4 separate regions of the Homo sapiens genome follow, and all the other regions are linked to region 3. Evidence: chromatin loops called from intact Hi-C (ENCODE). Cell type or tissue: mammary epithelial cell. All regions are shown on one strand.

Region 1 (8,000 bases), 180 kb before region 3:
ATTCAGTTGTCACTGAATAAATCGTGGGTTTTTTTCTTCTAGGCACTAACTGTGACATCTATGACCTTTTTTATCATCGCACAAGCCCCTGAACCATATATTGTTATCACTGGATTTGAAGTCACCGTTATCTTATTTTTCATACTTTTATATGTACTCAGACTTGATCGATTAATGAAGTGGTTATTTTGGCCTTTGCTTGTAAGTGTTCAGTTTCATCCTTAAATTTTACTTTTTCCTACCATAGTGAGATATTCTAATGAACTCTGTTTTTTGCTTCTCTTAAACCTTTAAGGTAATCTCTGTTAGGCTTAGGAAGGAGGAGCTCTACCCATTGCTAATGTGCCCTGTATTGCTTTGGGAGAGGGTCTCAAGGATGCAGGGCAGCCACAGAGCATAAGTTCTCTGCACCATCTATCAGTAGATGTGGCTGACGCTTCTGTTAGAATTCACTTGGATAGATCTTCTAAAGAAATTTAAATTTAGGACCATGTTAACAAAATTGTAGTGCATTCTTAATCTTTATTACCTATTTGGATGCATGTTAATATGGCCTCAAAATTGGGATAGAGATGGAGACAGATACACAAGTATCTATCCTTGCACATCTTTGGTCACTAAATGGAAAATCAAACTAATTGGGGAGGCTAAAGTACAATGTTATCTCACTTGAAAATATCTGTAGTTATTACTAAATAATGTTGGCACCTCTTATATTTCATAGTATATAGACTGTAACCTGCCATACTCATATAATTAGGAATAACTGCCCAGTGGAATGCCCAGATGGTTCTGAAAACTGTCAAATTGGGCAGATTGAAGTTATTCGTTAAGATGTATGCAGCCCCTCAGCCTGGACTAGAAGCTGATTCTAAGAAAAACTGAGTGACTTCTCCTCTGTCCTCTTGCAAGTCTCATTCCCAGCATCCTGTCTCTGTAGGTCTCCCTCCTGAATCCCCCTGCTGCCCTTCTCCTCTTTGGCTGGACTGATTGCTGCCATGTCTTCCTTGGCTGCAGTGGTCTCATCCTCTTGGATGCCACAGTGCTAATATCCAAGCTGATAATTCCTATTAACAAGAAAAGACTTTAGAGCTATTCTTAAACCATAAGCATGCCTTTAAATGGTACCTTCTGGAACCACCTTCAAGGCCAGTGGCAAGCATTTCAGGCAAATCATAAGCTTTTTAAAAGTCCTAAAAGGGAAAAGCTGGGAAATAGGATCTTCATAGAACCTCTCCTCTCAAAACTACTTGATGTACACTTCAGAGCTGGACTTCGTTGGAGGGAGGTCTAGGAGAAGAGATTACAAAGTCTTCCTCAGTTGGCCCTCATTTAGTGGCAGAAAGGGTTAAACTAAATTTTTCTAAAGATTTCTTCAAGAGGATAATGAACACTGGTCCACATCCTCTAGGTCTTGTATAGTTGCTTTTCACACTCTGCTTCTCTAGAGTTTAATAAAACTAACACATTTTAGCCTTTCTTTTTTTCCAAACATAATTCCTTGGAGTTTCTTACATGTCCCAGTAATAAACTGGGAGCCAGGAGTGTAACAGAATACACTGAGAGAGAGTAGCTTATATGTAGCACACTGAAAGGAATAGTCCCCAAATCTCTAAGGATCAAACTTTACTGATATTGTATCTCTTAGAAATGGGGTGTTATATGGGTAACTAAGTTTTTGCTCCATTACGAAACCCAGAATCCTTTCTGATCTTGATCTAATGAAATTATTTATTCAGCAAATGTTAAGTATTTGCTAATCCTAGATTCTGTAATTGGTTCTTTGGTTAAGACAAAACAAAAACCTTGTACCTCAGAAACTTTAAATGCACCCAGGAAGCAACACAGAGAATATAGGTGCTATGAGAGATATACACCTAGGATGGCGTGGATGCAACCCAGCAAGGGAAAGGGACCAAGTCACAGTAGGCTGTGAAGAAAAAGTGCCCAAACTGAGGGCTGAAGGATGAAACGTAGTTAGCAGATGACTGATACAGGGAAGGGAAAGTGCTTTTCTGCTAGAAAAGCAGCAGCATATGTGAGGGTCTAGGTGGAGAAAGAGCATGACCCTCCAGGACCTGCAGGTGTATCTGAATGGTTGGGTATTGAGTTGTGAACAAGAGCTGGGGCAAGAGTGAGGTTTGTGAAAACAGGGTCAGGGCATACAAGGGTTTGTGTGCTGTGGACTTTAACCCAAAGGCTAATGGGAGTTTTTGGAGGTTTTTAAGTAGGAGAGTAGCATGATCAGATGATCAGCCTCCATGTCTTGAGAGGATACTGAGAGAGGAAGAATATGTTTAAGGAAGGGTGCAGGAGAGCAGTATGTAATGAGTTTAGCTTGATAAATACTAGATTTTAGTTACTTAAAAGATATTCATATGGAGATATTCAGAAATGGTGTGAAACTTAAGAGGAGCTAGAGCTGCCGTTTTAGGAATCATCACCTCGTGATATTAACTGAGCTCGGACTGGCCACAATAGCTCAGAGAGAGTGTAGAGAGAGCTGAAGGTAAAACTGGGAAACGCCAACATATGAGATGAGGAGTGGCCAGAAAAGGCAGGAGAGCACCCAAGTGTGACTGGTGTCACCGAAGCCAAGATGGGAATACATTTCAAGAAGAATGGACACATTTAAACAGAAAGATAAGTATACACACACACACACACACACACACACACACACACACACACTTTCTCTCTCTCTCTGCCCCCTGGTGACCTTTTCCAGAGGAGTTTGCCTCCAGTGGGCAAGTGACAGGAAAGTTGTAGGACTGAGCAGGCAAGGAAAGAGACAACTAGAGGGGTCATCTCTGAACTGAGGAAATATGGCCAGGGACAAATAAAAGTAATGAATAGAGTGAGGTCCCTGCAGAGTAGAATTGGAGCCAGAGCACAGGTGGAGAAGTTGCCTGGGGATGTTACCTAAAGTGTAGGACACAGAGATGGCTGACTGTTCCAATTAATCTGTAGGTGGGGAAAAGGTAACTTAGAAGTACCTCCATCTGCTAGCCACTGCCTTTGCTAACTAGGAGAGGGCTTGGTCATCTCCATTCAAATTGTCCCAAAGTTGTTGTCCCTGATAACAGTCTGTAGAGCAGGCCTTCTCTGATTGTTCCCCCCCGAGAGCCCCAAATGACAGAAAACACAAAAAGCCAGTCAACCCATGGCTTTGAGGAGGTATCTAAGCATAGGCTCAGAATTCCTTTGAAATCCCTATTTTTGTAATTAAGTTTACATTCTACTCTGTGGCATATAGATGTTTTCATTTTTAATATAAAATAAATGGTCTAAATTACTCTTGAGGATCATTGGTGTTTCGGGGCAGGCATATCTTTTTTTTTCCCCCTGTGGTTCTCTGCACTCCCTAGAACACCACTTTGATCCAAAGCCATCTATAAACCCTTGCCCAGATTGCTCACAGGAGGCAGGCTGCCTGTCTGAAGTAGGAGTGTGGTCTGTTGCCTTTTGAAGCAGAGCAAATATCCAACACAGAAGAGAGTTAACCTAGAATAGTTGTCTCAGTATCTCCTACAAATGAGAACTTTTTTCTTCCTAAGTATATCTGATCTTGCCCTACCCCCATTGAACCTGTTCCTACTTTCTTTCTAATAACTGCTTTTCTAAATTACCAGGGTTTTGCAGTTTGCTATTTGGGTTATTCCTTCCTGCCTGTGGTTATCTGCAAACATACATAAACCTTTCTCAGCTAGACAGTTTACCTTTCCCACGCTACACATCCATTTTAAAAATGTAAAATTGCACTTCTTGACATCACAGTTAAGAATGAAACTGATTTTTACTTTGTAAAAGTATTAAGCGAATGAGCTATATCATCAGCAATAATAACATAATTGGTCATCCATTGCATAGAGATGTCTGTGGGGGTTTCCTGAAAATTACCACTTTCTCTTAAGTGTGTGCTATTTTAAGTTTTATTAATTGCCTTTTTTTTTTTGAGACGGAGTAAAAAAAATTCCACCAGGCTGGAATGCAGTGGTGCAATCTTGGCTCACTGCAATCTCCGTCTCCTGGCTTCAAGCAATTCTCCTGCCTCAGCCTCCCAAGTAGCTGGAACTACAGGCGCTCACCACCATGCCTGGCTAATTTTTGTATTTTTTAATAAAGACAGAGTTTCACCATGTTGGCAAGGCTGGTCTTGAACTCCCAAAGTGTTGGGATTACAGACATGCACCACAGCGCCCAGCATTAATTGCATTTAGTAACTTAAAGTTTGATATACAATGTAGACTACTCTGCATTTTCTTACGTTATTAAAAATGAGCATTTTTACTTCCCATGGCACCCCTTCTACCTTAAACTTTCTACATAATACATCATCTACTTTATTTCCTAATCAGATGAGTTTTCCCTTCAACTACATTTATGTTAAGTAAAAAAGAAATAAAAAGCTTTTTAAGTAAATGATTGGCATATCACAGGTAAAAGAAAACCACTAGGTGTCATTATAGACCAGATACTATCTAGGTATCATTTTACTGTGACATTTTGGTTTCCTGAAAGATAGATGCTAAATAAATTTGTTTAATAAAATGAAACTTTCAAAATATTTAGGAAGCTGACTCCTTTTGTTGCAACAGAGTCTCACTCTGTTGCCCAGGCTGTAGTGCAGTGGCATGATCTCAGTTCACTGTAACCTCTGCCTCCCGGGTTCAAGCAATTTTTGTGCCTCAGCCTCCCGAGTAGCTGGGATTACAGGCATGCACCACCATGTCTGGCTAATTTTTGTTTTTTTTAGTAGAGACGGGGTTTCACCATGTCGGCCAGGCTGGTCTCAAACTCCAGGCTTCAAGTGATCTGTCTGCCTTCCAAAGTGCTGGGATTACAGGCGGGAGCCAGTGCATTCTGCCTGCTGACTTTGTTTTTTGTTGTTGTTGTTTTTTTGTTTTTTGTTTTTCCTTTTTAGCATTGCTTGGTAGTCTTCATGTAAGGCTCAGCTTTATTGTGTGTTTTTAGGATATTATCAACTCACTGGTAACAACAGTATTCATGCTCATCGTATCTGTGTTGGCACTGATACCAGAAACCACAACATTGACAGTTGGTGGAGGGGTAAGTGGAAGTCTTTCTGCTTGCTTTCTTCAGGTTTTATCAGAATGCAAATTTACTTGGAAAACAGATGTAAGAATAGAAAGCTATACTATATTCATCCTTGAGATTCCTAGGCCAATATACAATGCCTAGTGGCTTAATATTTTTGTCTGTGAATGCTTGCCCTGATTAACATGAAGGAGTATGATTTTATACTAGAAGCAGAATTAACCCAATAAAGGGGTTCCTACAGATTTCTTATAGGTACGTAGGGCTAGACTAGACTGACAAAAGCTACTGGAATCAGTTACAGCACTTAGCTCTGAGAAACCTGATGTCAAGCAAAACAAAACAAAAGGATGGATGAGTTTCATAGCTCTCCCTTTTACAGAAAAGGATACATACCATTTGTTAAGATGAGACAGACTGTTTTGAGCTCAGTTATTTCTTGTTCAGATCCTTCAGATAGAATATAATAGATGATGTCCTTACGGTAAGAGAACATTGGCAGGGCACCTTGCAACTAAAGGATCATTTTGAACCCGGCTTGAAGAGAAGCAGATCAATTCCATCAGACCTCATCCTAGAAAGCAAGCCAGAATATGACTCAAGTAATTTAGTTATAGTTCTATCTGATATTCTTCTAAGATTTCTCATACAAGGTTCAAAATCATTTAGCTTTTCTAGGTTCTGACCTAGAGAATTGAATTAGAAAGTTCTTAAATAAATCTTCCTACTTCCATGTTCTTTCATAGTATGGGTCACTTAGGAGAACTCTCAGCCATATATGTCAGAAGCCATGATTTTCATCTCCCTTAGGCCCTGAGCAACTTCATGAGGAGTCAGAATTATTCTAGAAATGAGATAGCTCTGTATCAATTTCCCCCAGTTGTTTTTGAAGATAATACTCATCTTTCTACTGTGAAGAAGGAAGGACCAGGCATAGGATTTACTTTCATTCACTTTTTTACTCATTCATTCATTTACTCATTTCTTAAGTGTACTTTGGCAGGGGCTGACAAAATATAGAGCTGTGCTATTCAGTATAGTAACCATAGTTGCTAGCCACATGGGGCTACTGAGCACTGGAAATGTGGCTAGTCTGAATCAAGATCAGCTGTAAGTATAAAAATACACATTTAATTTCAAAGATTTATTACCCCCAACAAGGAATGTAGAATATTTTGTTAATAACTTTGTTGATTACATGTTAAATGATAATATTTTAGACATACTGAGCTAAATATATTAAAATCTATGACTTATTTTTTTCTTTTTTTTTTTTTTCTGAGACAGAGTCTGTCTCTGTCGCCCAGGCTGGTGGAGTGCAGTGGTGCTATCTCAGCTCACTGCAAGCTCTGCCTCCCGGGTTCACGCCATTCTCCTGCCTCAGCCTCCCAAGTAGCTGGGACTACAGGCATCCGCCACCATGCCTGGCTAATTTTTTGTATTTTTAGTAGAGACGGAGTTTCACCGTGTTAACAAGGATGGTCTCGATCTTCCGACGTCGTGATCCGCCTGCCTCGGTCTCCCAAAGTGCTGGGATTACAGGCGTGAGCCACCGCGCCCGGCCGACTTTTTTCTTTACATTTATAATGTGGCTGTTAAAAAATCTTTAATTATGTGGCTGTGTTACACTGGTGACTCATATTATGCTGCTTTCAGACAGCACTGACTAGAGTGTGAGCCCCGTCCTCAAGTTGCTTAGAGCTTAACACAGGAGACACAAGTGGAAACCGCTGTATATAAGCTGTTGACAGGGAGCTGCATGGTGCAGAAAAGAGGAAACTACCTCTCTGGCAGTGGAATTGCTGTTTGCTGAGAATAAAGGAAAAAAAATGGAAAAGGTTCCAGGTAGAGGAGCCAATAGTGTACAGAGTGCCAGTCATGAAAAGATTGGTAGGAGGTATTCAGTGTGGTCAGAACCTAGGAGGCAGTGGCTTGAGACTCTGGGTGGAAAAGGAGACTGTGAGAGCCATGTCTGGAGCCAGGAAGCCAAACTTCCTGATGACTGGAAGAAGCTGACCAAACAGCATGCAAGGAATGACATCCCCCTCTCCCACCCCAGGCACCAGCTCTCAGATAGCCATCAGAGTGTCTGAAGGCCCCCACGTGTTCTTAGTTATTGTTTTTATCTAATTTTACTTTCTTAAGGTCTATTTAGAATCTCACCCTTTAAGCAGATGTAGCCTAGCCTTTGAGAGTTCACTTTGGATCATCTTATTAACTCCAGTTTTCTGGAGCTACAGTCCCCATGATTTAATATTGAGCTGGTGTTAACTTTGACCTTTTCTTCTGTAGAGTTTGTCAGTAGAGAAGTCAGAGTTGAACACTGGGGTTAGAAATATTAATAACTAAATATCCTCAGTAGGGCTTAAAAGAATACATGCAAGAGCAGGTCAAGAGATAAAAGCAAACAAGTATGGATTTCAGAGCCCACACTGCTTTATTATTTTTCTGCTCACTTAAATTATCTTTTCTCTTTCTATAGGCAAGTATTTAGAAAACTTAGCAATGAGGAGAATAAGATGATCTCTGAAGTCTCTCCATGTTAGTATTAGATGAAGCACAGGGAGCAATCCGAGTACCCTAGCAAGAGAGGAATCTGGTGGGCAGACCACTTAAAACTTGTGTGAATGACAGGAGTGGGGACCATGGTTAGGGCAGTGACACTTGTCTTTCTTTCCAGGTGTTTGCACTTGTGACAGCAGTATGCTGTCTTGCCGACGGGGCCCTTATTTACCGGAAGCTTCTGTTCAATCCCAGCGGTCCTTACCAGAAAAAGCCTGTGCATGAAAAAAAAGAAGTTTTGTAATTTTATATTACTTTTTAGTTTGATACTAAGTATTAAACATATTTCTGTATTCTTCCACATATTTTCTGCAGTTATTTTAACTCAGTATAGGAGCTAGAGGAAGAGATTTCCGAAGTCTGCACCCCGCGCAGAGCAC
Region 2 (8,000 bases), 78 kb before region 3:
TACTAAGACTCCATCTCTACAAAAAATATTAAAAAATTAAAAATTAGCTGGACGTTGTGATACATGCCTGTAGTCCCAGCTACTCAGAGGGCTGAGGTGGGAGGATCACTTGAGCTCAGGAGGTCTAGGCTGCAGTGAGCTATGATTGAGAGAAAGCAAAGAAAGGGAAAGAAGGGAGGTAGGGAGGGAGGGAAGGAGGGAAGGAGGGAGGGAAGGAGAGAAGGAGGGAGGCAGGCAGGGAGGGAGGGAGGGGAGGAAACCATTATTTTGAAATGATCTGGACCCGGATTCTCAATCCATCTGAAAACCAGGAGTTAGAGGGCATTAATTGCTGAACTCAACCAAAAAAACATTCTTTTTCTGCCTGTTCATTTATCAAAGTCATGCTCCTAACTCCCATTCGAGTCGCACTTCCTCCACCAAAGCTTTCTGTGGCTCTTTCTTCAGCCCAAACCAGTTTTATCGCTCTGTGATTTCCTGTGGCCCTTGATCTATGCCAGTGGCTCATATACTTGGTTCATCCAGGGATCCTTTCAAAATCCTGATACCCACATTGGGCTCTAGGACAAGATTTCTCAAACTCAGCACTATTGGCATCTCAGACCGGATCACTTTTCATTGTGAGGGGCTGTCCTGTGCATTGAGGATGTTTAGCAGCATCCCTGGCCTCCACACCACTAGGTGCCAGTACTCCTCCCACCCCCAAGTGGAGAAAGCCAAAAATGTCTCCAGATACTGTCAAATATCCCTGGGGGGCAAAATCTCCTCCCACAGGGAGGAAGAATGGCTGATCTAGCTCGTGAGCATCAGTAGCTATTAAAGCCACCGATGCGGAATTTCAAACAGATGGATCAAGCACCCACCAATCAATCTTGGCTTCACTAAAAGCAAGACAATCAGCTGCTCCACCTGCTAGTGTGGATGCCGTAGGATGAAGCCAGCAGACCTGAGACAGCTTCTTTTCATCCCACCCCCAACCCCATCCCACAGTCAAGCTATATAGAGTAACCAGGTTACAGGAAACAGAGAAGTTGAAGGAGCATGTTAAAATCACACTAGAGGCTGGGCGTGGTGGCTCACACCTGTAATCCCAGCACTTTGGGAAGCTGAGGCAGGCGGATCACTTGAGGTCAGGAGTTTGAGACCAGCCTGGCCAATATTGCGTTGTCACTACTAAAAATACAAAAATTAGCTGGGCATGGTGGTGTGCACCTGTAGTCCCAGCTACTTGGGAGGCTGAGGCACAAGAATCACTTGAACCTCAGAGGCGGAGGTTGCAGTGAGCCGAGATCGTGCCACTGCACTCCAGCCTGGGCGACAGAGTGAGACTCTGCCTCAAAAAAAAAAAAAAATCACACTAGAGAAAGCCACCAGTCAAGGCCAAAATGGGAAATCTATATAACAAATTACCCCATTTCATCAGCAAACAAATGACATAAAGGGAGATGAGGGCTGTTGTAAGATTAAGAGAGACTTCAGACACAGCAAGCAAATGCAATCACGTATGGATCTTGTTTAGATCCTAATTCAAACAAACCAAAAGGGCATTTTGGAGATCACTGGGGAAAAGTGAACATAGGATAGTCAATGACATTAAGGAATAATTATGTTATTTTGAAGTAATATTGATATTGTGGATGTGTCATTTAAAATAAAGTTCGTAACTGATAGAGATGCATACTTCATATTTATAGTTGAAATGCTATGATATTGAAGACTTGTTTTAAAATATTACAACAAAAAAGGAGGGGAGCGTTGATTAAACAAAAATGCAAAATGGTGATAACTGTAAAAGCTGGATAAAAAGTATGTGGGCACTTGTACTATTATCTTTACTAGTGTATGTCTGAAAGTTTCCATAATAAAAATTTAAATTTTTTAAAAATGTTGAAGAACTTATATCCAGAACATACAAAAAACTCAAATCTCCACAATAAGAAACAACCCAATTAAAAAGTGGGTAAAAGATATGAGCACATCACAAAAGAAGATATATAGATGGCAAACAAGCACATGAAAAGATCCTTAACATCACTAGCTATTAGGAAAATGCAAATTAAAACTACAAGGCAGAGCACGGTGGCTCATGCCTGTAATCCCAGCACTTTGGGAGGCTAAGGCAGGAGGATCACTTGAGCCCAGGAGTTGGAGACCAGCCCGGGCAATCTAGTGAGACTCCATCTCTACAAAAAAAGAAAAAATTAGCCAGGCGTGGTGGCACATGTCTGTGGTCTCAGCCTCTTGGAAGGCAGAGGTAGGAGGATTGCTTGAGCCTGGGAGGTACAGGCTGCAGTGAGCCCTGATTATGCCACTGCACTCCAGCCTGGACAATAGGGTGAGATCCTGTCTCAAAAAAAAAAAAAAAAAAACAAAACTCCACCATAAAAGGTGAAATTTATTGCATGTAAATTAAAAAGAAAAATTTTCAATGTTGTAAAGTCTATTGATAAGGAGAAGCAGCATAGAACAGTCATGTTACAAAGCAATCTGTACTTGTAAATATATGCACACAGACATATGTGAACAAATACGGAGACAGTGTTACACACAATGTGACTAGTGTTCATCTCTGATGAGTAAGATACTAGGACATGTGTTTTTTTCTTTTAACTTAGAGGTATTTTCTAATTTTTCTTAAATTGGTATTACTTGTGTGATTTCTTTAAGAAGTAATTTAAAAACAAGCAAATAAAAAAATAACTGCAAGCTGCTCTGGGAAGCCTTTCCTCATCCCTCCACAATAAACCTCTCCCTCTGCAGGCTTCCTGCTGTCTCCTCAAATCTCCTAACACTTGGCTGCCCTGTCCCCATAGTCAGCTCTTCCCTCTCCTGCTCGCTGTGCTAAGTGAGGAAGTGCAGTTTACCGCACGGTGGGGCCTGTCTCCGGAATCGCGTCTAGCTGGCTCCCTGCTCTATCCCTCCCGAACAGACACTCAGGAAAATAGCTGAGTAATGACTGACCAACAGGGCATGAACAGGCATCTACGAAACAGTCATTAAACCATGTCCACAGGCAACTGGACACTATCCAAAGGTTGATAATTAATGTTCCATGTCAGCCTAAAACATGGGCTCAGGTGAAGGGCCACTTAAGTTTCTAGAAATTATTTGGGAGAAAACATACAAAGCTGGTTTATCACTTGCCACATCTGTGAATAAGAGACTTCAGATTGCTAATATGTAAGGTAATAAGCTTCAAAATTATCCCAACATCAGCCAGACTGGTGCTGCGGATGGACTGTAACCCGTATAAATTTCAGGTTCAAAGATTCAGCTACAGGAATATAGAGTAGGGAGAACAGACTTGATAAAAGCAGCCAAGTGAAAACAGACCTGGTGATTTTAGCTGACATCAGTCACACTGAGGCTAAACGCTTGTCAGTTAAGGATGAAGTAAAAGACTGTCATTTTTAGTGGGAAGTAGAGCTAAGCAGTCCCAAATCTTTTCTATAATGCTCTGTTTTCATATTCACAGGCAGAAAAGTCTGTTCGCTAATATGAAAAGATAGTAACATTAAGTCCAAATTTTATTAAAATGGATCCTTTTATATGATTCCTTGCACATGCCAGGAATATCCCAGAGTAATACTTAAAACATTTCCTTACTATAGGCCGGGCACGGTGGCTCACATCTGTAATCCCAGCACTTTGGGAGGCCAAGGTGGGTGGATCACCTGAGGTCAGAAGTTCAAGACCAGCCTGGCCAACACGGTGAAACCCCCATCTCTACTAAAACAACAAAAAAATTAGCCGGGCATAGTGGTGCATGCCTGTAATTCCAGCTACTCAGGAGGCTGAGGCAGGAGAATTGCGTGAACTCGGGAGGCAGACACTGCAGTGAGCTGAGATCGCACCACTGCACTCCAGCCTGGGCAACAGAGCAAGACTCTGTCTCAAAAAAATAAAATAAAATAAAAATAAAACATTTCCTTACTACAAAAACAAAACAAACAAAAAACCAAAACACCATGCCACCGTGATTCATCTCTACACAAGCCAGGGCCCCAGCAGCCTGCAAGCCAGGAGCCTATTTGGCTATCAGACAATAAAAACAGACAACAAAAACAAATTAGAAAGCTTCCAAGTATCATAAATTTGGAATTCCAGTTCCAGTTAATGAAGTAGGTACACTCCAGCCTGTCTGTCCCACTGAATGCTGCTATCAAACTGGAAACAATGCACAGAGCAGCTATTTCAGGACACTGAAAAACAAATCAAAGTAGGCAGATGGTGAAGATGCCCAGAGTTCAAAGCACCACAGAACCAACAGTCAGGCTCCTATTTTTCCTCCAGTGTTCCCCAGCTTAGACTCTAAGGAGCCTCAAACCCAGAAAAACCCAGAAAAGAGAGCCTGGTATAGATAGGGAGTCCAGGACAATCCTCTAGTTCTGGCCAGAAAAGTAGACAGGGGGATTTTCCTAACACTCATAGACATTGAACACAATCCTGGGTTTTATTTTCCTTTTAACTTTTTTTTTCCTTCATTCTCACTTAGATTTCAGACCCCAGACAACCCTGAAGTGTCAGAGGCAATGCAGCAGCAGGAGGCTACAGATGTCCACAACAGAGGAGTCGACTCAGAGGAACCCGAGTTCTTAGGGCATGAGCGAACCCCCTTGCTTTCCCCTTCCCCTGTCCTCCCACCATGTGGCCTAGGACATGGACACAGCTGTGGAAACTGTTCAACAGAGTAGGGTAACTAAAGAACCAGCTTTTGGGACACAGACCCGAAAGAGGAGTTCTAAGGGCTGGAAAATACCAAGGAACTGGCAGAAAGAGGAAGCAAACCCATAAAGTTCTATAAACTCCTGTTTATAAATCAAAACACCAAGCCCATAAAGCTTATAAACTCCTGAGCTCACCCAAAGTTGTATATATATGTGTATCTGACCCTAAACAGTGCAGTAAAGACGTTGAGAATGAACTATGGGATAGCTCACCACCTAGGTCCCAGACTGACCACTGGGTGGCATATACCGAGCAAAGATTCAAATAGCATCACAAAGGCTTTGAAACAGAATTGATATTGAACCTTCAACCCACAGAAGACTGACCAGAACTTCTCACTTGAACCCAGCCAGGTTGATTGCTTTCGAAAACAAAACAAAAATCAACATTCTTCATAGGATTTAAACAAGACCAGAGTCCCATAACATAATAAACAAATGTCCACGATATAATTCTAAATTACTTGGCATACAAAGAACCAGGAAAATCTCAATTCATATGGAAAAAGACAATCAACAGATGCCAATGCCAAGATGACACAGTTGTTGGAATTATCAGATTGTAAAGCAGCTATAATAAAATAACCCAAGATTAGCCAGGCATGGTGGTATACCCCTGCAGTCCCAGCTAATCAGGAGGCTGAAGCGGGAGGATTACTGGAGCCCAGGAGTTCAAGGTTACAGTGAGTGATGAGCTACCTTCTGCTATCCAGCCCATCCATTTTTATTTTGGATACTACGTTCTATGGTTCTAAGATTTTCATTTGCTTTTTTTTTTTTTTTTTTTTTTTTTTTTTGAGACAGAGTCTAGCTCTGTCGTCAGGCTGGAGTTCAGTGGTGCGATCTTGGCTCACTGCAACCTCCGCCTCCCGAATTCAAGCGATTCTCCTGCCTCAGCCTCCCAAGTAGCTGGGATTACAGGCAAGCGCCGCCACACCGAGCTAATTTTTGTATTTTTAGTAAAGACAGGGATTCACCATGTTGACCAGGATGGTCTCAATCTCCTGACCTCGTGATCCACCCACCTCGGCCTCCCAAAGTGCTGGGATCACAGGTGTGAGCCAACACACCCGGCCCATTTGCTTCTTTATATCTTCTATTTCTTAGCTGAGACTTTCTGTCTTTCTATTTGTTTAAAGAGTACGCATCCCTACTTCTTGGATTATTTTATATAAAGCTTAGAACAGGCCAGGTGCAGTGGCACATGCCTGTAATCCTATCACTTTGGGAGGCTGAGGCAGGCAGATCACCTGAGCTCAGGAGTTTGAGACCAGCCTGGCCAACATGGTGAAACTCTGTCTCTACTAAAAATACAAAAATTAGCTGGGCATGGTGGTGGGCACCTGTAGTCCCAGCTACTCTGGAGGCTGAGGCAGGAGAATTGCTTGAACCCGGGAGGCAGAGGTTGCAGTGAGCCAAGATCGCACCACTGCACTTCCAGCCTGGGTGACAGAGTGAGACTCCGTCTCAAAAAAAAAAAAAAAAAATTTCAGATAAAGGAAAATGAAGAGAACTCATAGCCAACAAATCTGCTCTAAATGAAACGCTATGAGGTTCTTCATGGAGAATGGAAATGATACCAGAGGGAAACTTGGAATATCAGTAGTGAAAGAAAAGCAACAGAAATGGTAAAAACCTCGGTAAACATAATATACAATTCTTCTCGAGTTATTTCAAGTATGCATGATGGTTAAGAGCAAAATCTGTAACAATGTTGGGATTTCAATGTATTTGACAACGAAAACAAAGTAGGAGGGTAAAGGGACCTATGTACTTGCAAGGTTTCTGTATTTCATTCTAAGTAATGAAATGTTAATTATAAGTAAAGTGTACAATATTAATGTTATAATTATGTGTATGTATAATGTAATTCGTAGACCAAACACTTAAAAAAAAAACTATATAAAGAGATACTAGTCAAAACTCAATAAATCAATTATAATGAAATACTAACAAATATTCAAAGACTCCAAAAGAAAAGAGGAAAGGGAAAACAGGAACAAAACAGAGGGAACAAACAGAAAATAAATAACAAAATGGTAGGTTTAAATTTAAGCATACTAATAATTACATTAAATATAGGCAGGACATGGTGGCTCACACCTGTAATCCCAGCACTTTGGGAGGCCAAAGCAGGAGGATTGCCTTGAGGCCAGGAGTTCAAGGCCAGCCTGGGTGACAGAGCAAAACCCTGTTTCTCCGAGAGAGAGTCTCCCTCTGTAGCCCTGGAGTACAGTGGTGCAATCACAGCTCAGTGCAGCCTTGACCTACCGGGCTCAAGTGATCCTTCCACCTCAGCCTCCCTAGCAGCTAGAATTACAGTTACATGCCACCATGCCCAGCTAATTGTTTTGGTATTTTTTTGTAGAGACAGGGTTTTGCCACGTTGTCCAGGCTGGTCTCGAACTCCTGACCTCAAGCAATCCATCCACCTCAGCCTCCCAAAGTGCTAGGATTACAGGCATGAGCCACCATGCCTGGCCAAGACCCTGTTTCTTAAAAAAAAAAAAAAAAAAAAAAAAAAATTTAATTAATTCAAAAGGGATCATAGATCTAAATGTAAAATGTTAAACAATAAAATTCAGAAGAACACATAGGATAAAATCTTTATAAGCTGAGAATAGTTTTTAGACATGACACCAGAAGCATAATCCATGAGAAAAAAAATGGATAAAATTTCTTCAAAATTAGAAACTTGGTCTGGGCACGGTGGCTCACACCTGTAATCCCAACACTTTGGGAGGCCCAGGCAGGCAGATCACCTGAAGTCAGGAGTTCAAGACCAGCCTAGCCAACACAATGAAACCCCATCTCTACTAAAAATACAAAACTAGCTGGGTGTGGTGGTACATGCCTGTAGTCCCAGCTACTCGGGAGGCTGAGACAGGAGAATCACTTGAACCCAGGAGGCTGAGACAGGAGAATCACTTGAACCCAGGAGGCAGAGGCTGCAGTAAGCAGAGATTATGCTACCACGCTCCAGCCTGGGTGAGACAGAGCGAGACTCTGTCTCAGAAAAAAAGGCCAGGCATGGTGGCTCATGCCTGTAATCCCAGCACTTTGGGAGGCTGAAGCAGGTGGATCACTTGAGGTTAGGAGTTCGAGACCAGCCTGGCCAACATGGCAAAAACCCGTCTCTACTAAAAACACACAAAAAATTAGCAGGGCATCATGGCACACACCTGTAATCCCAGCTACTTGGGAGGCTCAGGCAGGAGAATGGCTTGAACCCAGGAAACGGAGGTTGCAGTGAGCGGAGATTGCACCACTGCA
Region 3 (8,000 bases):
AGGTTATGAGTCAGCACATTGTCACCCAGAGGCAGGGCAACATTTTCTTCATCGGAGCCTGAGGTCAGAGGGCCTCTTCTCTGTGGGGAACCTTGACAACCTTCTTCAGGTTCCATATAGTCTTGAAAATCTTTCACAACTGGGGGAAAAAGAGGAAAAAAAATCACATGCACATAAATAAAAATACATGTTAGCTTTAGAACACTGAAAAGAAGGCAATAATAAGCACAAAACACAGGCAGTTGTGTGTGACAAACTTCTTAGTCACATCCAACTGCAAAATCAAGGATTTGGGGATGGTGATACAAAATGCCAATTCTGAAATATTCAGTGTGAGCTTTGTAACATCGGGGCAGCAAAGACATTCCCCTGGGCATCTTTAATTGCACCAAACCCCTGAACAGGTTTTTTTTTCTTCTTTTTTGAGACAAAGTCTTGCTCTCTTGCCCAGGCTGAAGTGCAGCAGTCTGATATCACCATCTTCTGAGCTCAAGTGATCTTCCCACTTCAGCTTCCCAAGTAGCTGGGACTAAAGGCATGTGCCACCATGCCCAGCTACTTTTTAAATTTTTGTAGAGGTGGGATCTTCCTGTGTTGCCAGGCTGGTCTCAAACTCTTGGGCTGCAGAGATCCTGCTACCTCGGCTTTCCAAAGTGCTGGGATTATGGGATTACAGTCTTGAGCCACCATGTCTGGCCCTTAAACAGGTTTTTAAAAAATACTAAGGTTTCAATAGTTCTTACCATGAAGAAAGCCACTTTTCTTATGTATCTTACATTTTCAGAATACCAGAAGAGTTGAACTGTGTAACTTCAACATAGCTGACCATTAGAAACAGCTATAACTTACAATACTTATCACAGTCCTCATTAGAAATGCCTAATGAGCTGGGCACAGTGGCTCATGCCAGTAATCTCATCACTTTGGGAGGCCAGGGCGGGTGGTTCACCTGAGGTCAGGAGTTTGAGACCAGCCTGGCCAACATGGCAAAACCCCATCTGTACTAAAAATGCAAAAATTAGCTAAGGATGGTGGTGCACCTGTAGTCCCAGCTACTTGGGGACTCGTGCTAAGGCATGAGAATCGCCTAAACCTGGGAGGTGGAGGTTGCAGTGAGCTAAGATTGCGTCACTGTACTCCAGTCTGGGCAACAGAGTGAGACTATACCTCAAAAAACAAAACAAAACAAAAAACAAAAACAAACAAAAAACAACAAGCTTCCACCCTGGCCAACATGGTGAAACCCTGTCTCTGCTAAAAATACAAAAATTAGCTGGGTGTGGCAGCACGTGCCTGTAATCCCAGCTACTTGGGAGGCTGAGGCGGGAGACTCAGTTGAACCAGGGAGTCGGAGGTTGCAGTAAGACAGAGCGAGACTCCGTCTCAAAAAAAAAAAAAAAAAAAATGCTTAATGAAACAATTGAATTTTATAAGAACATGCTGTTTCCACACAGCTGAAGCTTGTCAGCACTAAGTAACCAGGCTGGTCTTGCCCAGCACCAGATGTATTTCCTTATTATCCTCACTCTTGTGGACTCAGTCTCATCTTTTGGGGATCCCAAGTCACTTGTGCAGTGTTCACGGCCTATTCCTGCCTAACACAAGAAAGGGTCAGTGGTACAACATCCACTTATTGGCATACAATATTCACTAATCCAGCTAAGGAAGGCCATTAAGGTGACAATGGTCCGAGCCTCAGTTAAGCCAAGTGACCACAAAGCCCACAGCTCTGCACCTTTATGTGGGCACTTCAAGGCTCTCATGTTGGTCCAGAGAACAAAAAATGCAACAGTTAAAGCTACCTTGAGCCAGAGAAGAAAACAGGCAGCTCTACCCTTCTAAGTCCAGTAAGACTGAAGGATCAAAGGCCTTTTACTCTCACCAACATGCTAAGTAAATTCAAACAACAGGACTGAAGAGGACCTAGAGAAAGGTCCTACCTGCTCCTCTTCACCCACAGAACACGTTTCAAACATTTCAAACCACGAGTTTTTATTTACAAAGATTTGACGTTACTATTATATGAGCTTCTGAAATTATCTGAGAGCTCTCTGTCTTTCATGTAACAGTGAGCAAACTGAAAACTAACTGATTAGGCCCTAAAGTGCAGATGTGATATTTCATCTCTACAGCTTCTTTTTTTTTTTTTTTTTTTTTTTTTGTGATGGAGTTTCGCTCTGTTGCCGAGGCTGGAGTGCAGTGGCACAATCTCGGCTCACTGCATCCTCCACCTGCCGGGTTTAAGTAATTCTCTGCCTCAGCCTCCTGAGTAGCTGGGATTACAGGCACCTACCACCATGCCCGGCTAATTTTGTTTTGTATTTTTAGTAGAGACAGGGTTTCACCATCTTGGCCAGGCTGATCTTGAACTCCTGACCTTGTGATCCACCCACCTCAGTCTCCCAAAGTGCTGGGATTACAGGCGTGAGCCACAGCACCCGGCCTACAGCATCTCTTTAATTAAGCTCATTCATATACCTTCACTGTCAGGCTAAACGCGATGGCTTATGTCTGTAATCCCAGAACTGTGGCAGGCCAAGGCGGGTGGATCATGAGGTCAGGAATTCAAGACCAGCCTGGCCAACATGGTGAAACCTTGTCTCTACTAAAAATACAAAAATTAGCCAGGCATGGTGGCGGGCACCTGTAATCCCAGCTACTTGGGAGGCTGAGGCAGGAGAATCACTTGAACCCAGGAGGTGGAGGTTGCAGTGAGCCGAAATCGTGCCATTGCACTCTAGGCTGGGTGACAGTGAGACTCTGTTTCAAAAAAAAACAAACACACACACACACACACACACACACACACACACACACACACACACACACAAATACTTCACTGTTAATACAAATAATCTAGTCAAGTAAACCATACTCCATTTTGGATAAAAACAGAGAAGAACTCCTCCATGTGGTTGTTGAAGGGTCTTTAAAGGAATCAAATATTCTCACATTTTTCTCTTTAAAAGCACTTTTAACAAATCTTCAAATCAATAAAATATACAATGGCTTAACTGGGCAAGATCTAATGCCCGAAGATCTCGTGAGGCACTCAACTAGGGCTTCCCAGACAGTGAGAAGCACAGAGCCTGGAAGGGCTCACAGGTAAGCTAAGCTACGGTTGGAAGGTGGAGGCAGGAAGTTCAGACAGCTGGCTCCACGAACCTCCACCCCATTACCTCGTGCACTGTAAACTTTTCTGCTGTTTTTTACCTGTGCCATGAGGAGAAAATAGTTCAGAAGCCCTAGATTATTCACGCTCTAAAGGAATGACTTAATTGTGGCTGCCCAACAATAGGAAATTCACATTTTTAAATAACTTAGCATTTTATTTTATTTATTTAATTGTTTTTGAGATAGAGTCTTGGCTCTGTTGCCCAGGCTGCGGGGCAGTGGCACAATCATGGCTCACTGCAGCCTCGACCTGCTGGGCTCAATCAATTTGTCTGCCTCCGAGTAGCCAGGACTACAGGCATGTACCACCATGACTGGCTAAATTTTTTTAGAGACAGGGTTTCGCCATGTTGCCCAGGCTGGTGTCAAACTTTTGGTCTCAACCAATTGGCCCACTTCAGCTTCCCAAAGTGCTGGGGTTACAAGCATTGAGCCACTGCGCCTGGCCAACTTAGCATTTTAGAAAGCAATTTGGAAAGCAGAGCAAATATACATAACATGAGTGAAAAGGCAGTATTAAAAAGAGGAAGGACCATGTAAGTTGGATAGTAAAACGTGCATTTTTTCTTGGGTATACACATACTGCAGTGTTAACAATTTCTCTCCAGATGGTGAGTATTTCACAGCAGGGGACATCAGCCCACTTGGGGCTTCCCTTTGGAATCAGATGGGAGTGGGTACAAGAAGATCACAGAGCATCTTCACTGCTGCTGCTGCTTCTCTCTCAACTTTTCCCTCCTACCTCATTTATTGGTTTCACAGTCCTGAGAAGACCCCATAGTCCTACATAAGCATAAGAAAAGCCCCATATATAAAACAAGAAAGAGAAGACTAAAGTACAAAAAAGCGCCACCTTCTGGTGGCTATAGGGGATGCTTTCCCTTTCACTCAGATGATCCCTGCAGCCAAACAGCTGCCACAGACACAAAACCACTGGGAACCTAACCCTAAAAGAGACTGGCCGGCCATGGAGCAGCTTTCCAAAATCATAAGAATGGAGACTGGTGTTGGACTGGAAACCAGGTTGAATAACAGCCCTTCACTCCTTCCATATAACATCTAGAGTCCAATTAATCTGGAAAGCAAGAGTCCTCTGGGCAAGAGGATAGCCAACTGCTTTATTAAAATGTAGCCTAAACCCAGTACTAACAAAGGCTCCTCCAACATACAACACAAAGACGTGGCTACCATTCCAAACATCTGAGAAGGGGTGGTGACAGCAGAGAGGCCAATGGAAAACCAACCAGAGTCGTGGGACATGGTTCCAGCAATTGCTAGCTGCCCTACGGTGTCCTCTCTCCTCTTCCTCCTTATAACCAAACTGAACTTTGATATTTAGAACACATGGCAACCCAAAGTAAAGATTACATTTCCCAGCCTCCTTAAGAGACAGCAGCCCCTGCAGCCCTGCATTTCTCTTCCTCCATCCTGCTGACTGGAACACGGATGTGAAGGCTAGAGCTCTCAGTCAGGAGGAAGAGAACCACACCCTAGAAATGACAAAGCAGTAAGCACAAAGGAGCAAGGTCCTCCAGCTGTCTTCCCAGGGCTCTAATTTCCAGTCCTCAACTACCTACACCTCCAGATTTCATTTACAGGAGAGAAATAACCCTCAGTCTTGTTTAAGCCATTATGTTATCTCAGGTTTTATGTCACATGCAGCTGAATCTAATCCTAAATAACAGCCATCAATGACTAAATCACAAAATAAATTCAGTGTTTCATGGAAATTTAAGCCCCCCAGAAGCAGGCCTTTTATTTACTGTGTCTCCAGCACCTAGAACCTGGTACCTGGTACAGTATAGGGCAGACACTTTCCCTATCTGGGAAAAAACAATATTGGCTCAATCTCTCTCTTTTCTGTCTTAACAGATCTCTACAAGGTTATCACTCTAAGAAAACAGCTTCAGAGAACTGAAGTCACCAGTACATTAGCCCACTCATCTGGGTACAAAGCTGTCTGTGCAGTGGATGAAAGCAGGTCTTCAGACTCAGAACTATTCAGAGAAGTTGTCCTTAAGGGCTCTATTTCAGGAAAAAAGAGGCATTATCTAGAAAGGTCAGTGGTTGAAGACACATGAGCTGAGCTGCATAACAATCACAGTAGCACACATGCGGGTGACCAGGGAAATATACACATGCACAACAAACCGAAGAATACAATGTTAAACTCATTGTTTTAGACAACGTGGGACAGAAGCAAGATGAAGTACTGGACAGAAAACACACTGCGAGAAACTTGATTTAAAAAGCGCATCAAAATTTCTGAACCATTCTGCCAGTAAGTGTGAAGATCCCGTGTGCCATGCCCGAGAAGCCCTCATTAATTCACCAGAGGGGGTGATGTCATCCTGTGAAAATACGCCAGGCTGGGTCAAGCTTGCCCCGGCCAGGACGGCTGCTGCTGCTGCCATGGCTCCAGCCCCTGCCCCTCCCATTTCCCTGGCAAGTGGACAGAAGATGATGTAACTGCACAGAAGCAAGGGAAAGGAAAAACAAGCTTCTGAACCACATTAAGGAAAAAAAAACCCAAACAAACTTCCTTTAATTTGAAAGTTCTTTGTTGTCAAAAGGGCTTGGATGTCCTTAGTCTTAAAATAACCTTTCATGTTAATTACAAAAAAAAAAAAAAAAAAAAAAAGACCCTCCTATTTCTAACTAAAATCGTATTTTGCTGGATTCCAAAATGAACTAAGGAGCTGAAAGCTTTGTCTTTCTTAGGACTTCCTCTAAGCCTGCCAACACGAGGGTCCATAGGGCCTTAATGGAATTCCAGGGCAGTAAACTCAAGCTGCAGAGACCACAGCAAACCCTCACATCCTCTGATGTTAACTCAGCAGACAGAGAGTAACAGAAAAGCACAGAGATCCACAGAACTTAACACATTTTAGGGAGTGAGGGAAGAACTCTTATTTGAAACGGAAACCAATGAAGATAATAAATATTGATTTGTTTTCTTCAACTTGTGACACTTGAGTTAAAGACTGCTTTGAATACTTTTGACTACTGAGTTTACAAGAGGAACTCTGAAATAAATGGTGCAAACAAAACAAAACCACGAAGCAAGGGAAGCCTCTAGGATTGGGAAAAGGAAAGTGATTCAAACCATCTAAAGAGACTCGTGAACTTCCCAATTAAGAAAATTATATTTTACTCACACTTCCGTTCCAGCTCCCTCATTTTTTCTGGTGGAATTTTCATTTTATCAATGTGCTCACGTAAAACACTAGCCCATTTCTGCAGAGATTCCATCACAGTCCAAGGTCTAGACATGTCTGCAACAAAAATGACGAGGGTCTCTGGCAAGGATTCAGCAGAAACTGCAAATTTCAGCAGGCCTTTGTGGTACAAGTCTCCATCCAGAATCCACACGTTGCAGCGCGTGTGATCTGAGAAAACAAGTGAATGAAGCTAGTTACCACCTGACAGTGACCATCAGCATAGCTGCAGAAACAGACACATCAGGAAGATCTTGAAGGTGACAGCTATGAATTCTAAATAGAATGCAAAATTTGGAAATCCAAACCAAAAAGTGCCCAAGTGCTCAGGAGACAGCAATCCTTGGTCCTGGTGCCTTTAAAACTACAGTAATATAGGGTCCAGGCATGGTGGCTCACACCTGTAATCTCAACACTTTGAGAGGCTGAGGCAGGTGGATCACTTGAGGTCAGGGGTTCAAGACCAGCCTGGCCAACATGGCAAAACCCCATCTCTACTAAAAGTACAAAACAAATTAGCCGGGCATCGTGACACTCGCCTGTAATCCCGGCTACTTAGGAGGCTGAGGCAGGAGAATTGCTTGAACCCAGGAAGTAGAGGTTGCGATGAGCTGAGATTGTGCCAATGCACTCCAGCCTGGGCAACAGAATGAGAGTCCATCTCAAAACAAAAACAAAAACAAAAACAAAAACAAAACAAACAAAAAAAACTACAGTAATATAGGAGGTGTTCACACCTAAAAAGGTTTCCAAAATGTCTATGAAGTAAAGATTGAGGGTATCGGACCCAGTGCGGTGGCTCACACCTATAATCCCTGCACTTTGGGAGGCTGAGGCGAACTGATCACGAGGTCGGGAGTTCAAGACCGGCCTGGCCAGCATGGTAAAACCTGTCTCTATTAAAAATACAAAATTTAGCTGGGCATGGTGGCAGGCGCCTGTAATCCCAGCTACTTGGGAGGCTGAGGTAGGAGAATCACTTGAACCCGGGAGGCAGATGTTGCAGTGAGTCGAGATCGTGCCACTGCACTCCAGCCTGGATGACAGAGTGAGACTCCATCTCAAAAAAAAAAAAAAAAAAAAAAGGGTGAGAGTCTCTTAGCTTTCAATAAAAACCAAAAGATACTAATGTTCACTGGTCAACTGTGCCACAACCTAAATAATCCATCATCCTAAGGTAACAGCAATCAGTGAAGCAGTGAGCTGTGCTGAAGAGCCTATGTTTAAACAAGCCCTTCTTGTGTTGGTCACACTAAACAATGCATTCACATACTATAAAGGATGCCAAAGAGACAGAACCTTTGTATTTAAATGTGAAGATAAAATCATCACTTACATAAACTGAGATATGAATTACCAGACGCCTAATTATATTGGGGAATTAGTAATTTTTTGTTATGATAATAATATGGTTATGTTTTTAAAAAATTCTTATCTTAGATGTCCTTATGGCAGTATACATAGATAAAATTTAATGTCTGAAATCTGCTTCAAAATCATCTAGTGGGGAGTAAACAGAGCAAAGAGTAAAAGTACAGTTGAAATAAAATTGATCAAGAACTGGTTATGTATGTTTGTATATTTATTTTTGAGACAGCGTCTGAGACA
Region 4 (8,000 bases), 130 kb after region 3:
GGGAGGCCGAGGCGGGCGGATCATGAGGTCAGGAGATCAAGACCATCCTGGCTAACACAGTGAAACCCCGTCTCTAATAAAAATACAAAAAATTAGCTGGGCGTGGTGGTGGGCGCCTGTAGTCCCAGCTACTTGGGAGGCTGAGGCAGGAGAATGGCGTGAACTCAGGAGGCGGAGCTTGCGGTGAGCTGAGATCGTGCCACTACACTCCAGCCTGTGCGACAGCGTGAGACTCTGTCTCAAAAAAAAAGTAAAATAAAATAAAAAATAAAATTGTATGTATATACACAAATCATGTAATTTTAAATAAAAATAATATTTATGTCAGTATGTAAATGGTGGGGGACAACGCCACTAAAGATGTGATGAAGTCTTCTGATGTTTGTACCCATATTGTTTTTCTTCTTTTTTTTTTTAGAGATAGGGTCTCCCTCTGTCACCCAGGCTGGAGTCTGGTGATGCGATCATAGTTTACTGCAACCTTGACCTCCTGGGCTCAAGCGATCCTCCTGCCTCAGCCTCCCCAGTAGCTGGGGCTACAGGTGTGCACTACCATGCCTGGCTAATTTTTGTATTTTTTGGTAGAGATAGGGTTTCACCATGTTGCTCAGGCTGGTCTTGAACTCCTGGTCTCAAGTAATTCTCCCACACTGGCCTCCCAAAGTGCTGAGATTACAGACATGAGCCACCACACCCAGCCTGTACCTTATTTTGAAGCTCCATAAATAGCGGCTTCAGATGCATACCAGGCAGAGGAAAGTGAGTCTCTTTGCCCCCACGGTGTGAGTTTCCTAGATGATGATAACTCCTGGTAAAATTCTCAACACAAAGTACCATCTTCCCTCATTTCACATGATAATTGTATTCTTGGAAAATATTCTACATTTTAAGACTGTGCAAAAATCCCTTTGTGTTTCCAAATAAAACAGAGCAAGGTTGTAGGTTCAAATGATGATAAACAGATTGTTCATCAGATACCTGTAGAGACCTGGTTAAACAAAACAAAACAAAACAAAACAAAACAAGACTGGGCATGGTGGTTCACGCCTGTAATCCTAGCACTTTGGGAGGCCGAGGCAGGAGGATCACCCGAGGTCAGGAGTTCGAGACCAGCCTGGTCAACATGGTGAAACGCTGTCTCTACTAAAAATACAAAAATTAGCTGGGTGTGGTGGTGGACATCTGTAATCCCAGCTACTAGGGAGGCCAAGGCAGAAGAATTGCTTGAACCCAGGAGGCAGAGGTTGCAGTGAGCCAAGATTGTGCCACTGAACTCCAGCCTGGGCAACAGAGCGAGTCTGTCTCAAAAAACAAAACAAAACAGATCGTTCACCTGTCTGAACATGCTGGTGGGACACTCGAAGGTCAGGAAGAATTCAAACAATCCCTTGTTGTGTGGAACTGGGGAGGAATCCTGGCACCTGTGACCACCCCAAATGCCAGGGGTCTCCCCATCCATGTGACAATCCCTTCCCCGAGATGCTCTTCAGAATGGTACAACAAGCCTAGGGGACGAGAGGAGAAGCTACGCTTGGGGGAAGTGCACCCCAGGAGGGCAGTGAATAAAGTGTTGGGGTTGGTCTGAAGGAGGCGGAGGCCCAGGTGGGAACATTGACAAGGGACTCTGAGGTGCAGCATCCCCATAGCCAAATCCTGGGGGAGCAGGCTGGTCTCTGGGGGTGGAAGGTGGGGGGACCCTATAAGGGCCTTGCTGCCCAAGACCCCAGGCTTTCTGCAGAGGATGCAACAGAACCTATACTTCTCTGGGTCCTGCATGGACCTCTTCTGCTCAACTGCTCTGGGCCCTCCACGAACTGCACCCCTGAACAGACAGTGGGGGCCCTGTCATCTATAGCTCCTGTGGAGACCTCTGTGGGCTGAAAACCCACTTAAGTCACACACCAAGAGGATGACGGGGTCCTCAAGTATGTCACTAAACAGAAAAATAGTCCAAAATGATACCGAACTGACAAGTAACTACAGGGAAGGTAAACATAATTGTGATTTCCCTCATGTTGCTTTTGTTTTAATAAAATGTTAAGTAACAAATTGTTTTAGAGCACCTTCCTTTGGTGTCTTTGAGAACATGCTCCATGTGCCTGTGGAATGGCCCATCAGTGAACAGTCCATGAACTGACTCATTTAATCAGACCCAAGACCTTTTTAAAAAATAAGTAATTAATTAATGTTTTGAGAGAAGGTCTCACTGTGTCATCCAGGATGGAGTGCAGTGGCGCTATCATGGCTCACTGCAGCCTTAACCTCTTGGGCTCAAGCGATCCTCCCAACTCAGCCCCCAGAGTATCCACCACTCCTAGCTAATTTTTTAAATTTTTAGTAGAGATGGAGTCTCCCCATATTGCCCAGGCTGGTCTTGAGCTCCTGACCTCAAGCAATCCTCCCAGCTTGGCCTCTCAAAGTGCTGGGATTACATGCATGAGCCATTATGCCCAGCCAAGACCCCAAACCTTCTGAGATAGGTACTATTCTTTCTCTCATTTTTGTTTGTTTGTTTGAGACAGAGTCTTGCTCTGTCGCCCAGGCTGGAGTGCAGTGGCAGGATCTCGGCTCACAGCAACCTCCATCTCCCAGGTTCGTGATTCTCCTGCCTCAGCCTCCCGAGTAGCTGGGATTAAATGCACCTGCCACTACGCACGGCTAATTTTTGTATTTTTAGTAGAGACGAGTTTCACCACCTTGGCCATGGTTGGCTAGGCCGGTCTCGAACTCCTGACCTCAGGTGAGCCTCCTGCCTCGGCCTCCCAAAATGTTGGGATTACAGGCATAAGCCACTGTGCCCGGCCTTATTCCCATTTTGCAACTGAGATACTGAGGATCAAATTGATTAAGACATTTGCTCTGGGTCACACAGCCAGGAGTTGCTCGGGCCACGATTGGTCTATCCCAGAACGAAGTCTGAGCAAGCTCTAGGCCCCTGAAAAGGAGTAAAGCCCCCCGCCCCACACTAGGTCCCTGAAAAGGAGTGAAGACACACACACACACACACACACACACACACACACACACACACACACTCCACACTCTTCCACACTCTTCCTCCCTCCACTCTGGGAAATGAGAAGCTCAGGTGCTTCCCGCAATCTGTTCTCGCCCCCTGGTGGCCACGTTTAAAGCTGCGGCTGTGTCTTCAGTGCATCCTAGCCGGGGATCCACCACCCGGGGCCTGAGCCTGGCTGTGCTGGAAAAGAGTTTGCCTGGCAGGTTGCTACTTGTCAAACTATATAAAATATTTTTGCTGTTGTTTATCTCCTGTTTCACTGATGCCCTCAGCTCTTGCTTCTTCTGCTGGCTAGAAGCTCCGGCACTGGACGGAGCAGACAGCTGGCCAGCGCCACAACCACTGGACTCCTGGGGAAAGGACGTGCACTTCTCCCCGAAACTATGAAGGATAGAAGAGGGCAGAGGGCCGGGCGCGGTGGCTTACGCCTGTAATCCCAGCACGCAGGGGCTCACGCCTGTAATCTCAGCACTTTGGAAGGCCGAGGAGGGCAGGTCTCAAGGTTAGGAGTTCGAGACCACCCTGGGCAACACAGTGAAACCCCATCTCTGCTAAAAGAAAGAAAAAAAAAAACTAGCCAGGCGTGGTGGCACATGCCTGTAATCCCAGCTACTCGGGAAGCTGAGGCAGGAGAATTGCTTGAACCCAGGAGGTGGAAGTTGCAGTGAGCTGAGATCGAGCCACTGCACTCCAGCCTGGGTGACAGAGCGAGACTTCATCTCCAAAAAAAAAAAAAGAAGAAAAAGAAGAGGGCATTCCAAACAGGGAACAGCAAGGGCAAGGGCCTGGAGGCAGTTACATGGAACTGAAGGTGTGAGAAAAAGCCAAATTAAAGTTGACCCAGGCCAGGCATGGTAGCTCATGCCTATAATTCCAGCACTTTGGGAGGCCAAGGTGGGTGGATCACTTGAGGTCAGGAGTTCGAGACCAGCCTGGCCAACATGGTGAAACCCCATCTCTAATAAAAAAAAATACAAAATTAGCCGGGTATGGTGGTGGGTGCCTGTAATCCCAGCTACTTGCGAGGCTGAGGCAGGAGAATCGCTTGAACCCGGAGGGCGGAGGTTGCAGTGAGCCGAGACTGTGCCATTGCACTCCAGCCTGGGCAACAAGAGCTACACTCCATCTCAAAAAAAAAAAAAAAAGTTGACCAAGGCGGGGCGCAGTGGCTCACGCCTGTAATCCCAGCACTTTGGGAGACCCATCACTTGATCTACTTGGGTGGATCACTTGAGGTCAGGAGACCAAGACCAGCCCGACCAACATCTCTACTAAACCCCATCTCTACTAAAAGTACAAAAATTAGCTCGGTGTGGTGGCGTCTGCCTGTAGTCTCAGCTACTTGGGAGGCTGAGGCATGAGAAGCTTGAACCTAAGAGGCGGGGGTTGCACTGAACCGAAATTGCACCACTGCACTCTAGTCTGGGTGACAGAGCCAGACTCTGTCTCAAAAAAATTTTTTTTTAAAAATAAAATAAAGTTGACCCAGTCTTCAGCATAGCCTGGAGATGGGGGTGCCCTGATTACAGTGACAGGTCCTAGTTCTTCAGACAGAAATAGCTCTTGAGCCAAGGAAAGGAGGGCAGCTGTGCTCCAGCACTCTGCATACTTCTCCCTGCCCCCCATTCTGCAGTGAACACACAGCTGGGGGAGGGTCTGCCCCCACAATATACATGGGAACGGCTGCCCCCATTCAGCAGATAGAGAAACTGAGGCTCCAAATGCAGTTGAGGTTCCTTGCACAAGTCACTCATTTGACCAATGGCAGTGCTGGGATTCTTGTGTCTGCCCAGCCTCTTAAACTGCCACATCACATGGGGTACCCTGTGCCAGGGGAGGCTCTTGTCTTTGGGGAAAGTAGAGGTCATGGGCTGTGCACTTCCTACACAAGCCTCCAGGCCAAAGTGTCCTCCTGGTCCTCAACAGGGAAGAAAATATACCCAGTTTGGATTCTCAGACTTCTATGGAGAACTGGGTTGTTCAGGTGAAGGTTTATAGGGTTTGATTGTTGCTAATGGCTGATTAAAGAGTGCTTGACTTTCTATGAGTGTGTTTGAAACTGTATTTCCCATGGAGGCAGTGGGGGTCAGGGAGCAGGCTCAGAAATACCCATACATTGTTAGCACCCTGGAAATGAAGGCAATGCATGGGTATATTTAAATTATAGTCTTTCTTTACCAATGATTTTGCAAAGGAAAAAGAGGCTAGGTGCAGTGCCTCACGCCTGTAATCCCAGCATTTTGGGAGGCCAAGGCTGGCAGGTCACCTGAGGTCAGGAGTTCAAGACTAGCCTGGCCAACATGGTGAAACCCCATCTCTACAAAAATACAAAAATTAGCCAGGCATGATGGTGGGTGCTTGTAATCCCAGCTACTTGGGAGGCTGAGGAGGAAAATCGCTTGAACCTGGGAGGCAGAGGTTGCAGTGAGCTGAGATTGCACCATTGCACTCCAGCCTGGGCGACAGAGTGAGACTCTGTCTCAAAAAAAAAGAAAAGAAAAAGAAGCATAGGCCGGGCATGGTGGCTCATGCCTGTAATCCCAGCACTTTGGGAGGCCAAGGCGGGTGGATCACCTGAGGTCAGGAGTTCAAGACCAGCCTGGCCAACATGGTGAAACCCTGTCTCTACTAAAAATACAAAATTAGCTGGGCGTGGTGGTGCATGCCTGTAATCACAGCTACACGGAAGGCTAAGGCAGGAGAATCATCTGAGCCCGGGAGGTGGAGGTTGCAGTGAGCCAAGATCTCACCACTGCACTCAAGCCTGGGTGACACAGTGAGACTCCATCTCAAAAAAAAAAAAAAAAAGCATAAAATAAAAAATTAAAATTAAGTTATAGTCATTATCTAAAGATAAATAAATAAAAAACCACAGCATGGAGCTGGAGATGCTAACTGTCTTCCCTGGAGGAGCATACAGGAGCTCTCTCTCTGACTTTGGAGATGTCCAAACTGGCTCCTTCAACTACTAAATGTGGGAAGCTTCCAGGAAAGTGGCTTGATGGGAGTCCAGAGAATGGGGTCCAGACCCACCTCAGCCAGGAGCTTAAAGTGGGATTCTAGAGAACCTGCAGAAGAAGGCCGGGTGCGGTGGCTCACACCTGTAATCCCAGCACTTTGGGAGGCCGAGGTGGATGGATCACGAGGTCAGGAGATCCACACCATCCTGGCTAACATGGTGAAACCCCGTCTCTACTAAAAATAAAAAAAAATCAGCCGGGTGTGGTGGCACGCGCCTGTAGTCCCAGCTACTCGGGAGGGCGAGACAGGAGAATCGCTTGAACCCTGGAGGTGGAGGTTGCAGTGAGCCGAGATGGCACCACTGCCCTCCAGCTTGGGCGACAGAGCGAGACTCGGTCTCAAAAAAAAAAAAAGAGAACCTGCAGAAGTCAGTTTAGGTCTCTGTACTTTATTTTACACCTTAAAGAATGGATGGGCTGGGCGAGGTGGCTCACATCTCCAATCCCAGCATTTTGGAAGGTCAAGGCAGGAGGATTGCTTGTACTCAGGAGTTTGAGACCAGCCTGGGCAACATAGTGAGTCTCGTCTCTACAAAAAATAAAACTTAGCTGGGAGTGGTGGCACATGCCTGTAGTCCCAGTTACTCAGGAGGCTGAGGCAGGAGGATTGCCTGAGCCCAGGAGGTCAAGGCTGCAGTGAGCTATAATCACGCCACTGTACTCCAGCCTGGGCAACAGAGCAAGACTCTGTCTTAAAAAAAATGGATAGAAGGGTGTCTCACAAAGTACATGGGTCCAGCCAGATGTGACTAGTTTCTACAGCAAAGAGGAGGTTCATGGGGAAACATTTGGCATTGCTGCAATAAAACTGGATGGATTCCTTTTACTGCAGAATTTTAAAGCCTTGACTATACACACTGTGCATTCTGAATCTCTTCCAAGGTGGGGTAGTGGGCTATGGATCTTTTCTCTCAGAACATTTTGTGGGATCGTGTTCCAGGGAGCATGCTTTAGGAAAGCAGGAGGGAGATGCCCTCTCAAGTCCTTTCCAGCCCTGGCCCAAGGGTTGGAGATGGGGCAGGCAGCCCTGGCCATAAAATCCAAGCCCTTCCTTTGGCCCACAAGGCCAGGACCTTTGCCCCTGCTGTTTTCTCTCCATAACTTCCTTCAGATCTCTCCCGAAAGCCTTCCTGGATTTCCTATCTACAAGGGCGGTGCCTCCAGTCCTCACCCACAGGGCAGGTGCAGCTGCAACCTGGCCTCTTCTCTGTTGCCTTCTTGCCCCAGAGAGTGGGTGTGCTGTGTCTTCTTCCCTCCCACTCCTATGTGTAAGTGTGTAAGGCAGACTTTAATGAATTGTTCCTGATTATTAAATATATGTTCCATGTTTAAAAATAAGAAAAGTAGGCCAGAGGCGGTGGCTCACGCCTGTGATCACAGCACTTTCGGAGGCTGAGGCAGGAGGATTGTTTGAGTCCAGGAGTTTGACACCAACCCCGGGTAACAGAGCGAGACTCTGTCTCTATTTAAAAAAAAAAAAAAATGAGTAGGGCTGGAGTGGTGGCTCACACCTGTGATCCCAGCACTTTGGGTGACTGGAGAGGATTGCTTGAGCCCAGGAGTTCAAAACCAGCCCTGGCAACATAGCAAGACCATGTCTCTATTAAATAAATTAGTAAAAAAAAATTTTTTTTAATTAAAAAGATATAAGAATAGTAAATAATGAAATAAATGGAAAAATAAAGAATGTAAGAGTTCCAGCTGGGCTGTGGTGGTGCACACCTGTAGTCCCAGCTACTTAGGAAGCTGAGGTAGGAGGATCTATTGAGCCCAGGAGTTCAAATGCAGTGAGCTATGATTGCGCCACTGCACTGCAGCCTGATGGGAGACTGTCTCAAAAATAAAGAAATAAAGAAATAGACCTACAGTTTTATGACCCAGAGATAAGCATTGGTAACTGCTGGCTTGTGTGTCCTACTAAACTTTTCTCTGCATATAAACAGGTGTGCACACGGGGAGGA

Evidence for each region. A loop is a pair of places that touch in the nucleus more often than their neighbours do. Peaks named below come from ENCODE experiments on the same cell type or tissue, not always from the same donor. Only the 100,000 strongest peaks of a DNase experiment are listed, where the experiment ranks them.
Region 1: a loop joins it to region 3, with 23 times the contacts of the local background. A loop is called at or near these places in 8 of 110 quality-filtered maps.
Region 2: it touches region 3 in a loop (2.8-fold over the local background); 25 of 110 quality-filtered maps call a loop at or near these places.
Region 4: a loop joins it to region 3, with 7 times the contacts of the local background. A loop is called at or near these places in 28 of 110 quality-filtered maps.

Annotation. Positions count from the first base shown.
Region 1 is chr16:66,558,148-66,566,147 of GRCh38, forward strand. It overlaps CKLF (chemokine like factor), which reads left to right. Exons shown (of 4, transcript NM_016951.4): 2 at 43-201; 3 at 4,975-5,070; 4 at 7,739-7,921. The coding sequence ends at 7,864. It overlaps CKLF-CMTM1 (CKLF-CMTM1 readthrough), which reads left to right. Exons shown (of 4, transcript NM_001204099.2): 2 at 43-201. Among named protein-coding and RNA genes, the nearest start is that of CMTM1, 4.3 kb to the right of the region's middle. In mammary epithelial cell, a CTCF peak has its summit at 4,447 (motif pointing right); no DNase peak of the experiment used is centred here.
Region 2 is chr16:66,658,038-66,666,037 of GRCh38, forward strand. All of the region lies in intron 1 of CMTM4 (CKLF like MARVEL transmembrane domain containing 4), which reads right to left. Among named protein-coding and RNA genes, the nearest start is that of CMTM4, 35 kb to the right of the region's middle. In mammary epithelial cell, CTCF peaks have their summits at 2,890 and 4,965; a DNase peak (open chromatin) is centred at 2,924; H3K27ac peaks cover 1,786 bases.
Region 3 is chr16:66,736,106-66,744,105 of GRCh38, forward strand. It overlaps DYNC1LI2 (dynein cytoplasmic 1 light intermediate chain 2), which reads right to left. Exons shown (of 13, transcript NM_006141.3): 4 at 6,333-6,563; 5 at 1-139. Among named protein-coding and RNA genes, the nearest start is that of DYNC1LI2, 12 kb to the right of the region's middle. In mammary epithelial cell, a CTCF peak has its summit at 4,031 (motif pointing left); a DNase peak (open chromatin) is centred at 5,586; H3K27ac peaks cover 1,721 bases.
Region 4 is chr16:66,864,883-66,872,882 of GRCh38, forward strand. All of the region lies in intron 1 of LOC124903699 (a long non-coding RNA gene), which reads right to left. Among named protein-coding and RNA genes, the nearest start is that of PDP2, 12 kb to the right of the region's middle. RefSeq lists a silencer at 152-345. In mammary epithelial cell, a CTCF peak has its summit at 3,116 (motif pointing left); a DNase peak (open chromatin) is centred at 3,129.